Regions from separate parts of the Homo sapiens genome. Here region 2 is linked to region 1. The links are chromatin contacts, found by Hi-C or POLR2A ChIA-PET in ENCODE. All regions are on one chromosome and are shown on one strand. Each heading gives the region's core, a stretch centred on a gene start or an enhancer-like site at or near the end of the contact. The rest is flanking DNA. Distances are from core to core; before and after follow the strand shown.

The links. Hi-C counts contacts between places; a loop is a spot of excess contacts on that map. ChIA-PET counts read pairs that join two places held with the same protein, here RNA polymerase II (POLR2A). Pooled maps may share reads with other maps.
Region 2: a pooled map shows a loop between it and region 1 (4-fold over the local background). The contact joins two enhancer-like sites. A Hi-C loop is called at or near these places in 4 of 50 pooled maps. POLR2A ChIA-PET finds 5 or more read pairs at or near these places in 2 of 52 experiments (BJ and H1).

Annotation. Positions count from the first base shown.
Region 1 is chr20:17,504,246-17,507,000 of GRCh38, reverse strand. All of the region lies in intron 5 of BFSP1 (beaded filament structural protein 1), which reads left to right. Among named protein-coding and RNA genes, the nearest start is that of BFSP1, 26 kb to the left of the region's middle. RefSeq lists an enhancer at 1,966-2,489. Within about 2 kb of position 1,505, at least 19 of the 41 ENCODE cell types and tissues checked have a DNase peak (open chromatin) inside an H3K27ac peak, as active enhancers do.
Region 2 is chr20:17,661,431-17,667,862 of GRCh38, reverse strand. All of the region lies in intron 2 of RRBP1 (ribosome binding protein 1), which reads left to right. Among named protein-coding and RNA genes, the nearest start is that of RRBP1, 18 kb to the left of the region's middle. Within about 2 kb of position 4,649, at least 8 of the 41 ENCODE cell types and tissues checked have a DNase peak (open chromatin) inside an H3K27ac peak, as active enhancers do.

The sequences.
Region 1 (2,755 bases), core at 256-2,755:
GGCTGCAGGAGGACTTCCTGGCTTTTCCCTGCTGCCCTCGTCTCTAAAGCAGGGTCTCAAACATCTCTTCTGTGCTGCCTCCTCCACTCCCACCCGTGGCATTCTGATGGAGACCGCTTCTCAGAAAAATGATGGTAAAGGCATAAAATAAAATACAGATAATTTAAAGGAAACCAGGCTGGGTGTGGTGGCTCACGCCTGTAATGCCAGCACTTTGGGAGGGCAAGGTGAGTGGACTGCTCGAGTCCAGGAATTTGAGACCAGCCTGGGCCACATGACGAAACCCCACCTCTACAAAAAATACAAAAATTAGCTGGGCGTGGTGGTGCGTGCCTGTGGTTCCAGCTACTTAGGAAGCTGACATGGGAGGACTGCCTGAGCCTGGAGAGGTTGAGGCTGCAGTGAGCTGAGACTGAGCCACTGCACTCCAGCCTGGGCAACAGAATGAGACCCCGTTTCCAAAAAAAAAAAAAAAGAAACTAATTATATTAAAACAGTTATCAAAATATTACTGAATCATTTTAAATAAAATGACAGATGTGCTTATACTCACTCAGTAACAAGCTATAGCATGTAGCTGATGAAACACGGCTGTGTCCATTTTCTGTTGCTGCCTTGATGAGTCACCACCAGCACCCGTGTCATCGCAGTTGTGTAGGTGGGAAGTCTGGGTGGGTCCTATCGGTTTCTCTGCTCTGGGTCTCAAAAGGTAGAAAGAAAGATGTTGGCCAGCCTGGGCCCTTGTCCAGAGGCTGTTAGGGGAGAATTTGCTTCCAGTCTCATTCAAGTTCTTGGCAGGAGTGAGGACCCTGTTTCTTTGCCGGCTGCTGGCCAGGAGTGGCTGTCAGGGCTGCCCAGGCTCCTTGGCTTCAGGCCCCTCCACGTTCGGAGCCGGCAGCGAACTCTGAACCCTCTTCCTGCGTCTCATCTCAATGACTTGGACTTACACGTTTCTCTGACTTCTGTTTTTAGGGGATAATCTTGAATAAACTCCTTTCCTTAAAAAAGGGTAACTGATTAAGAACTTTAATTATATCTGCAAAGTCCCTTTTTGCCATGTAACATATTCAAGGGTGTAGCACCAAGGGGAAAAGGTCACGGGGGCCAAAATTCTGCCTCCTTAGCTCTGATGAAAACCCAGACGTGGCTGGGTGCGCCCGGGAGCTCCTGACTCAGTGGGTCTGGGGTGTGGCCCGGGATGCTGCATGTCTAGGTGTCCCTGTGATGGTGCTGCGGCTGGTCCAGGAGCCACACTGAGAACCACAGGGTAAGGGCGGGTCCCAGGGAGTGGGCGAATGTTCCACCTGGTCCCCCTGTGTCCCAGGCTTGGGCCTCATTTCAAATGTTTGTGGCTGGGTTTTTGCTGGTTTTAAAGGTTTTAGTGGCTTCCCAATGTAGCAGCTAAGCTAGAGCTGAAGGAAGATGTGGCCGCACACCGCCGGGCAGGGCCCGCTCTGTGGCCGGAACTCGGTGGAGGGCGGGCCGAGAGAGAGCGTCTGCTAGCACCAGGGCCGTGGCAGCGGGTTCCGCCTATGGTTAGGGCGTCCGAAGCTTCCCGAACTCTCCACAGCAGGGGTCGTCAGGGTGAGGTCCCCGTCCCAGCAGCGGGGGCACCACCTGGGAACTTGTCAGAAATGCAGATTCACAGGCACCCCAGACCACTGACCCAGGAGCTCTGGGGCGGGCCGGTGCGCCTTGTTTAAGCCCTCCACGTGGCTCTGCGGGCTCAGTCTGGGAGACGCTGGGCGGACGATGGGAGAATAGTGCCTGGGCTTGGAGCTGGAAGCTGGAAGCCTCTCCTTCAAATAAGTGCACATATACCCGTAAGAGCCCCGGAGGAAGCACTTCGGACAGGTGGAGAGGAAAGGACAGGTAATTCTAGTTCCCTAAATTGCATGGACTGAGAGTTTCTGTGACAGGGAAGTAAAGAAAGTCACTTTTTAAAATTGCAAAGTGGGAACCGCCCATGTCTCATTTCTCATTAAAGTCACTTAGCACCATCTAGTGGTTTAGTTTGTGTAAGACAGTATGTAATGAGTTTCCTTTTTTTTTTTTTTAAGACAAAACAAAAACAAAAACAAAAACAAAAAAAAAACCTTACACCTAAAGGTGTCTGGGGTCCTAAGGACTGAGGTGAGAGCTCACCCCTCCAGATGGGGCTCGCGTCAGGCTCCTGCCTGTGTCGTGCCCTCAGCGGCTCACAGCCCAGTGGGGAGACAGATATAAACCAGGCAATCTAACGGTCCAGGCAGAAACAGCAGTCACCTGGCTCCGGATAAAGTTCAGGTTGCCACATGGCCCCACCGTTGGAGGAACCCTGGGCCAACCTCTCTTCTCTTCGTCTCCTGACCCCTCCTGCAGTTTCTGGGACCTCCCCTTTGCTCATTCCTTCTCTCCTTTCTGGAAGTCCCTTTCCTTCCTCGGTTCCCAGGACCGGTCCTGCCTCCTCCTGGAAGCCCCTTTCTTCCTCTGAGATGCCCTGGGCGTGCCTCCCCTGCTGGACTGCGGCCTTCTAGAGGAGGGTCCGTGTCTCATTCTCCTCGGCCAGGCTGGTGCTGGGTGGCAGTGGACGCCGTGCCACAGTGGCTCTCGTCACAGGCATCTCCATTCCTGTTGAGCTCCTGAGACAGGAGCTCTTACTGGTTTTCCTGAACACTCTTCCTTCTGATGAAAGGTTTAAATTATGGAGCTGTAAAAACCACATCGGTATAGACATCAGTCCACTTTTATAAACCAAGTCATCACTTCACTGGAC
Region 2 (6,432 bases), core at 3,400-5,899, 160 kb before region 1:
GGGCTTTAAGGACTGAGAAAGTTTATGAAGAAGAGATCCTTGCTGAAAGAACTACTCAAGGATGTACTTTGGCAAGACCCTAAAAAAAGGAATGAGATGCAAGTAGCAGTGATGAGCAGATGGCCAGCATTTGGGTAAACAAGCAAGTGTCAGCTATCCGGAACCAAACAACACTGACTAGTCCAGATGTGTGTGTGATGGGGGCTCATGTCATGGGGAAGGGCAGCAGACCTAAGACCTTGTAGGTGGTTTGACCACTGGGGAGGCAGCTGGAGACATTCATGAAATTCAGTCACGTATGGATGTTAGGAAGATGTGTTAGCATCACAGCTTGTAGGATGAAGCCGTAGCAGTACTTAGGGGGAAATTTATTGCCTTAAATATTTGCTGCAAGAAAAGAGAAAGGACTGAAAGTTGATAAATGGCCGTGTCAGAAAGTTAGAAAAGACAGAATAAACCAGTGGAAGATGGAGGAAGGAATAATGAATATTAATTTTATAGATTGGATCAGAAAGCCAGCAGCTGGTCCTAGAATCATCATTGAAATTGATGTTGTTAAATTGTATCGAAATTGTTAAAAATCAGCACTCTAGCCAGCCTTCCCCCTTTAAGAAAAGATCTCAGAACACTAATCCTGATGGTTTTATGGGCAAGTTCTTCCAGATCTACAAAGAACAGAAAACCCTACCTGTACACAAACTATGCCAAAGAATAGGGGAAAAGGAATGATTTTTAGCTTATTCTATGAGACTCAAGAGACCCTAATACCAAGATCAGAAAACAGTCTGAGAATCACCTCTGATTTTTCTCATTTTAAAATACACATAGAAATCTCACATAAAAATGTTAACAAACCAAATCTAGTGATGTGTTAGAAAAGAATCTCCATCAAGAAACATTTATACCATAGAAACTTTCTGTGAACTGGCATTATTAGACTGTGCATTACTGTAATTCCACATACTTCAGATTAAAGGAGAAAATGTCAACTGCAATTGGTAAAATCTAATACTCAATTATATTAAAAAGATAACTAGGAATATAAGACATGCTACTTAACCTGAGGAAAGATTTCTGCCAGAAACCTGCAGTTGGTACGACACTGGTAGTAAAACATTAGAAGTAGTAACTTGCGAATGCTACAAGGCAGCTTATTGCACAGACTCTGCTCAGCACTGCATCAGAGTTCTCAGCCAGCTCTGTTAAGCCAAGAAAAAGAAATGAGATCATATGGTTTGGAAAGCAAGAAACAATACTGTCTTTTTTTCCACAGCTTACTTTTTATTAAAAAAAATCAGAAAGAATCTACAAACTCCTAGATTTGACAAGAACATAGATGATAGCTGGGTAAATTATACATATGCAGAAATGAATTACTTTGCTGGTTGTCTGTAGCTGAGGAGTAGAAGAAGTAGTTTACAAAAGGTATTCTAACCATCAACAAAACAACGTGTAAGACTTTTATGGAGAAAATCATTAAAATCTTATAGAAGTATGGAAGAAAACTTTTTTTTTTTTTTTAAGAGACAGGGTCTTGCTATGATGCTCAGGCTGGTGTTCAACTCCAAGACTCAAGTGAACTCCTGCCTCAGCCCCCCAAGTAGCTTGGACTACAGACACGAACCACTGTGCCTGGCTTCGAAGAAAACATTTAAATCAGTGTAGTGCTCTAGCATACCATATTCATTGACAGATAGCTTCTATAGTTAGAAATATCAATCCTTCCTACGTTCATGTATAAACTCAGTGTGATTCAAATGCAAATTCCAGTAGAAATTTTGTAGGGGATGCTTAAGCTGAAAATGTGGCATTGATGCAGGGCATAAATATAACAGTGGAACAAAGTGTAGAATCTAGAAACAGATCCACTGAATGGCACAGAAATGGCCATCTGAGTCTGTGGGGGAAGGAAAAGACCAGTCAGGAAATGGTGCTGGGTAATTAAACTGATGGGGAAAGTTTTATCACTGTTTCCTGTCACATACCAAAGTAAATTCCTGGTAATTGAAAACCTGACTTTGAAATGCATTACCAAAGTCTTTTGAAGAAAATAACTTATAAACAGTAAAATGACTTCTGTCACAATGGTTATCTCCAGGAAGCGACCCTGGGTGGCTGGCTTCAGGGGTATAAAGGAGATTTTTCACTCATATGGTAGACATGTCACACTACAATTTTGTGTGACAGCATAAATTTTTAAAACCTAAAAGCATAGGAGTATGGCTAATAATTTGTGGTTCAACTATGTAATATAGGAGTGAAAATAAATAAACCCCAGCCTGGCCAATATGGTGAAACCCCGTCTCTACTAAAAACTACAAAAATTAGCTGGGCGTGGTGACACACGCCTGTAATCCCAGCTACTCGGGAGCCTGAGGCACAAGAATGGCTTGAACCTGAGAGGCAGAGGTTGCAGTGAGCCAGGATCATGCCACTGAGCTCCAGCCTGGGCAACAGAGAGAGACTTTGTCTCAAAAAAACAAAAAGAATAAACCAAAGCTATGTGTATCTATATGAATATTCTCACAAAGTTTAGTCAAAAAATGTTACCAAATAGCACCCAGAACAATGTCACTTACACAGCAATTACCAACACACAAAGTAACGGCTGTATTTTGTTGGTAGAGATAGATACATGTAATAGAAGCAAAAGCAGGTGGAAGTGGTAAGTGGCCCATTCAGGGTGTTGTCCCCCTCTAGAAGGGAGATGACATATATATACATATACACATGTGTGTGTGTCCCCCCCCCACATATATATGTATACACAGGCACATACATATATATATAAATAAATATCTAAAGTGCATATGGCAAAATGTTAGGGTTTGGTAAACCTGGGTGGTAGGCTAATGGATGTTCATATTTTTCTTTTTAGTCTTTTGTATGAGTCATTTCATAATATTTTAAAAATTAGGAGCTGTTGATTCTGATGTAGCCATGTCTGCTAGGGTCTCTGTTTTATTGTCATTCTGTTTTAGTTCTGTACCTTCCTAGCAGGTCACCTTATGCCCAGGAAATGGATCTGGGGGTTGGTTTTCTTTGTCCACCCCTACCCCACAGCTTCTCCAAGCTTCCACACACGGTCCCCCGTGGAGCTGCTGCTTAGTAATGAGACAGAGTCCTGGGAGCTGTTGAGGGTCTTTTCACAAAACCTACCAAAATCCCAGCTGCCAAATTGGACCCAACTGGCTTGGCCGGGCCATGTGAATTAGCAGATATCTTCTGTGTCTAAAGAGTTTGGGGCTTCCTCTTACTTTTGTTCCCCGAATCTTAAGAACAGAAGAAGAGCCATTCTCTCAAGATCTTAGAGGTGGGCCAGTGAGTTCAGTCTGTCCAGCCTCTGCGCAGCCTCCTACATCCTTCCCTCTTGGGGCCTTCATCTTTTTGTCTTACAGTCTGAGTATGTTAGCAATATCGTAGTCCCCCTTTATCTATGGTTTCACTCTTTGTGGTTTCAGTTACCAGCAGAAAGCTGTGGTCTGACAATATTAAATGGAAAATTTCAGAAAGAAACTCTTCCTGAGTTTTAAGTTGCATGCCATTCTGAGTAGCGTCTTGCCTGGGATGTGAACGATCCCGTGTGCAGTGGATTCACGCCGTCTGTGTTACCTGCCTGTGCGTCACTTGGTGGCCCTCTCAGCTTTCAGATCCACTGTCTGGTATCACAGTGCGTGTGTTTGAGTCACCCTTACTTTACTTAATCATGGCCCCAAAGTGCAAGAGTGGTGATGCTAGCATATGGTTATAATTGTTCTATTTTATTATTGTTAATCTCGTACTGTGGCTAATTTCTAAATTAAATTTCATCATAGGTATGTAGGTATAGGAAAAAAATAGTGTATATAGGATTCAGTATTACTGCAGTTTCAGACCCACTGGGGGTGTTGGGAAGTTTCCCAGAGGATAAGGGAGGACCACTGCAGGGAGTAAAAGTACGTATTTGACAGAAGTTTCTGGAATTGACAGAATATAGATCCCTGTGGTCAGACCCTACAAGGTATGGGTGGGCACACATCTGCCCTAACTCTGGTGCAGTGGAGGAAGCCCTAGAAGAGGTTTCTGTTGGGGGCCTCTTATCATGGTGTGGATTTCAGGAGCAAATCTCCCGGAATGCTGATTGTGAGAACCGAATTTGAGAGGCATCCCTGGCTTCATCATTTCTGTGAATCAGGGATCTCCCAGCATGATGTTTACGCCTCACTGAAGCTGACTCTGCAAAGCAGCAGAAAGGTTGTTTTTCATTTCGATTTCTTTGCTGTCCGTGGTGGTATTGCCTTAGCCTTAAATGTTTCAGTGTATTACTACTTAAGACTAGGGCTTTTCATTTTCTTGTGAAAGATTTCTTTTAAAAAATTCTAACTTGGGAATTAGTGGTGGGGATGTAATTTCTTTTTCTGCAAAAGTTGGGAAGACACATTTGTGCTGCTATAAAACATATATTTGTGTGCGTTGCAAAGGAAAAATATTCTCCCGAGTTTGTTTTTCTCGATTCTGGGTCCCAACAGAGAATATGTTTTTGTATTCTGTGTTTGCCTATGTTGAGTAAGATTAAAAGTTCATTTTCCAGCCTTGGCTTTTCTGCTGGAGTTTAGAAGTTGGAAACCACAAGGCTGCACAGAGCCCCACAGTCCTCGGCTGTGAACAGGCCCCGCTTTGTGCGTGGCTGTTCACTGTGTCACGGTCTGCAACCAGTGCCAATCGCGACTCGGTAAAGACCACCCCTCGAGCACATGGTTGTTGGGAAACGATTCGGGGTTTATGGAGCCTCAGTGAGGGTGACCCAGGCCCCTAATGTTCGTTTCTCTAGAGAAGGGGAGTGTTTTAGAGGATTTTTTATTTTTTTTTAAATAGAGATGGGGTCTCACTATGTTGCCTGGGTTGGCCTTGAACTCCAGAGCTCAAGCGATCCTCCCTCCTCAGCTTCCCAAGGTGCTAAGATCACAGGCTTGTACCACCATGCCTGGCCTTAGGATTTTTGAATGTAGTGATTATAATGTGGTGTCCATTTTGGCAGAGTTCTGAGAAATCTTGTAAGTACCCAGAGGAGTTTTGGTTGGTGGGTACCTGCCAAAAAGTGAGGGTTGACTGTACCATGTTCCAGACCTTCTTGTCCCCATCCTCCTACCCACTGAATCCATCCATGGCTGAGCAGGGTGCGATTTCCTTTTTAACACCCAGCTTGAGAGTGTGTTCTCGGAAGGCCAGTTCCTGGTATCCTCCCTCGATGATCAAACGTGAGAGTGCCCTGGCTGTGGATCACACTGTCACTGCCCACGGCCAGAGGTCAGAACCCATTTGGAAATATAAATGCTGCCTTACCCAGGATTCAAAGGCCTCCATGAGCTCCCCTAAGACTTTGTAGAGGTTAAGACTGGAATGAAAAGTGTGACTCAGTCTCGCTCAACGCCGAGTGACAGTGTGGGAGAAGTGTGTTGCCACAGCAGCTGATAGAGTTGTCCCCAGGGAGAGCATATGCTAGGAAGTTTCTTCGTCATGAGTGTTTTAAACCCTCTTCTTGTGAAGGTCTTAGAAAGGTCAAAGTAATGTGTTCCTTCTGTGATGAGAGTGATTTTTTTTTTTTTGAAAATTTTTTTTTTGAGACGGAGTCTCGCTCTGTCGCCCAGGCTAGAGTGCAGTGGCGCGATCTTGGCTCACTGCAAGCTCCACCTCCCAGGTTCATCCCATTCTCCTGCCTCAGCCTCCCGAGTAGCCTGGACTACAGGCACCCGCCGCCACGCCTGGCTAAGTTTTTTGTATTTTTAGTAGAGTCAGGGTTTCACCGTGTTAGCCAGGATGGTCTCGATCTCCTGACCTCGTGATCTGCCTGCCTTGGCCTCCCAAAGTGCTGGGATTACAGGCGTGAGCCACCGCGCCCGGCCGAGAGTGATTTTTCTTAGAACACAATGCCAAGACATTGAAAACAGTCTCCCTTCTCAGTCCCTTCTTTAAAATGCCCTCATGTCAAAATTTGGATTTGATTCCTACTCTGTTTCCTTCCTCTATAACCACTCAAGAGGAGTGGGGATCTCAATGTCTTAGGAGAAGAATCTCAGTATCTGAGCCACTAAGCAGCCTGGACCCAGTCTCCCACAGCATCTAGAGGTTTTGCAGGGCAATGCTGGGGGAGGCCTGTCCACTTCCCCTCCTCTCCTCTTCCACCTCCTTTTACCTCCCCTTAACCACCCCTTCTTACCCTTGTGTTCTCTTTGCTCATTCCATCGATCTTCTTTAGAGAGACTCGGGACTGGCTTGAATGTATCCAAATAAATACACCTCCTGGAGTTCCTCAGTGAAGTCGAACTTAGCCCGGGCTGTGGCAGGAAGGTGTATGAACCTGGATGCCTCTGACCCATTGGACTTTGGTCCATAGGCAGTGAGAATGGTGTTGTTCATTCTTATGGTTTGGGGAGTGTTGTCTGACAGAGGGGC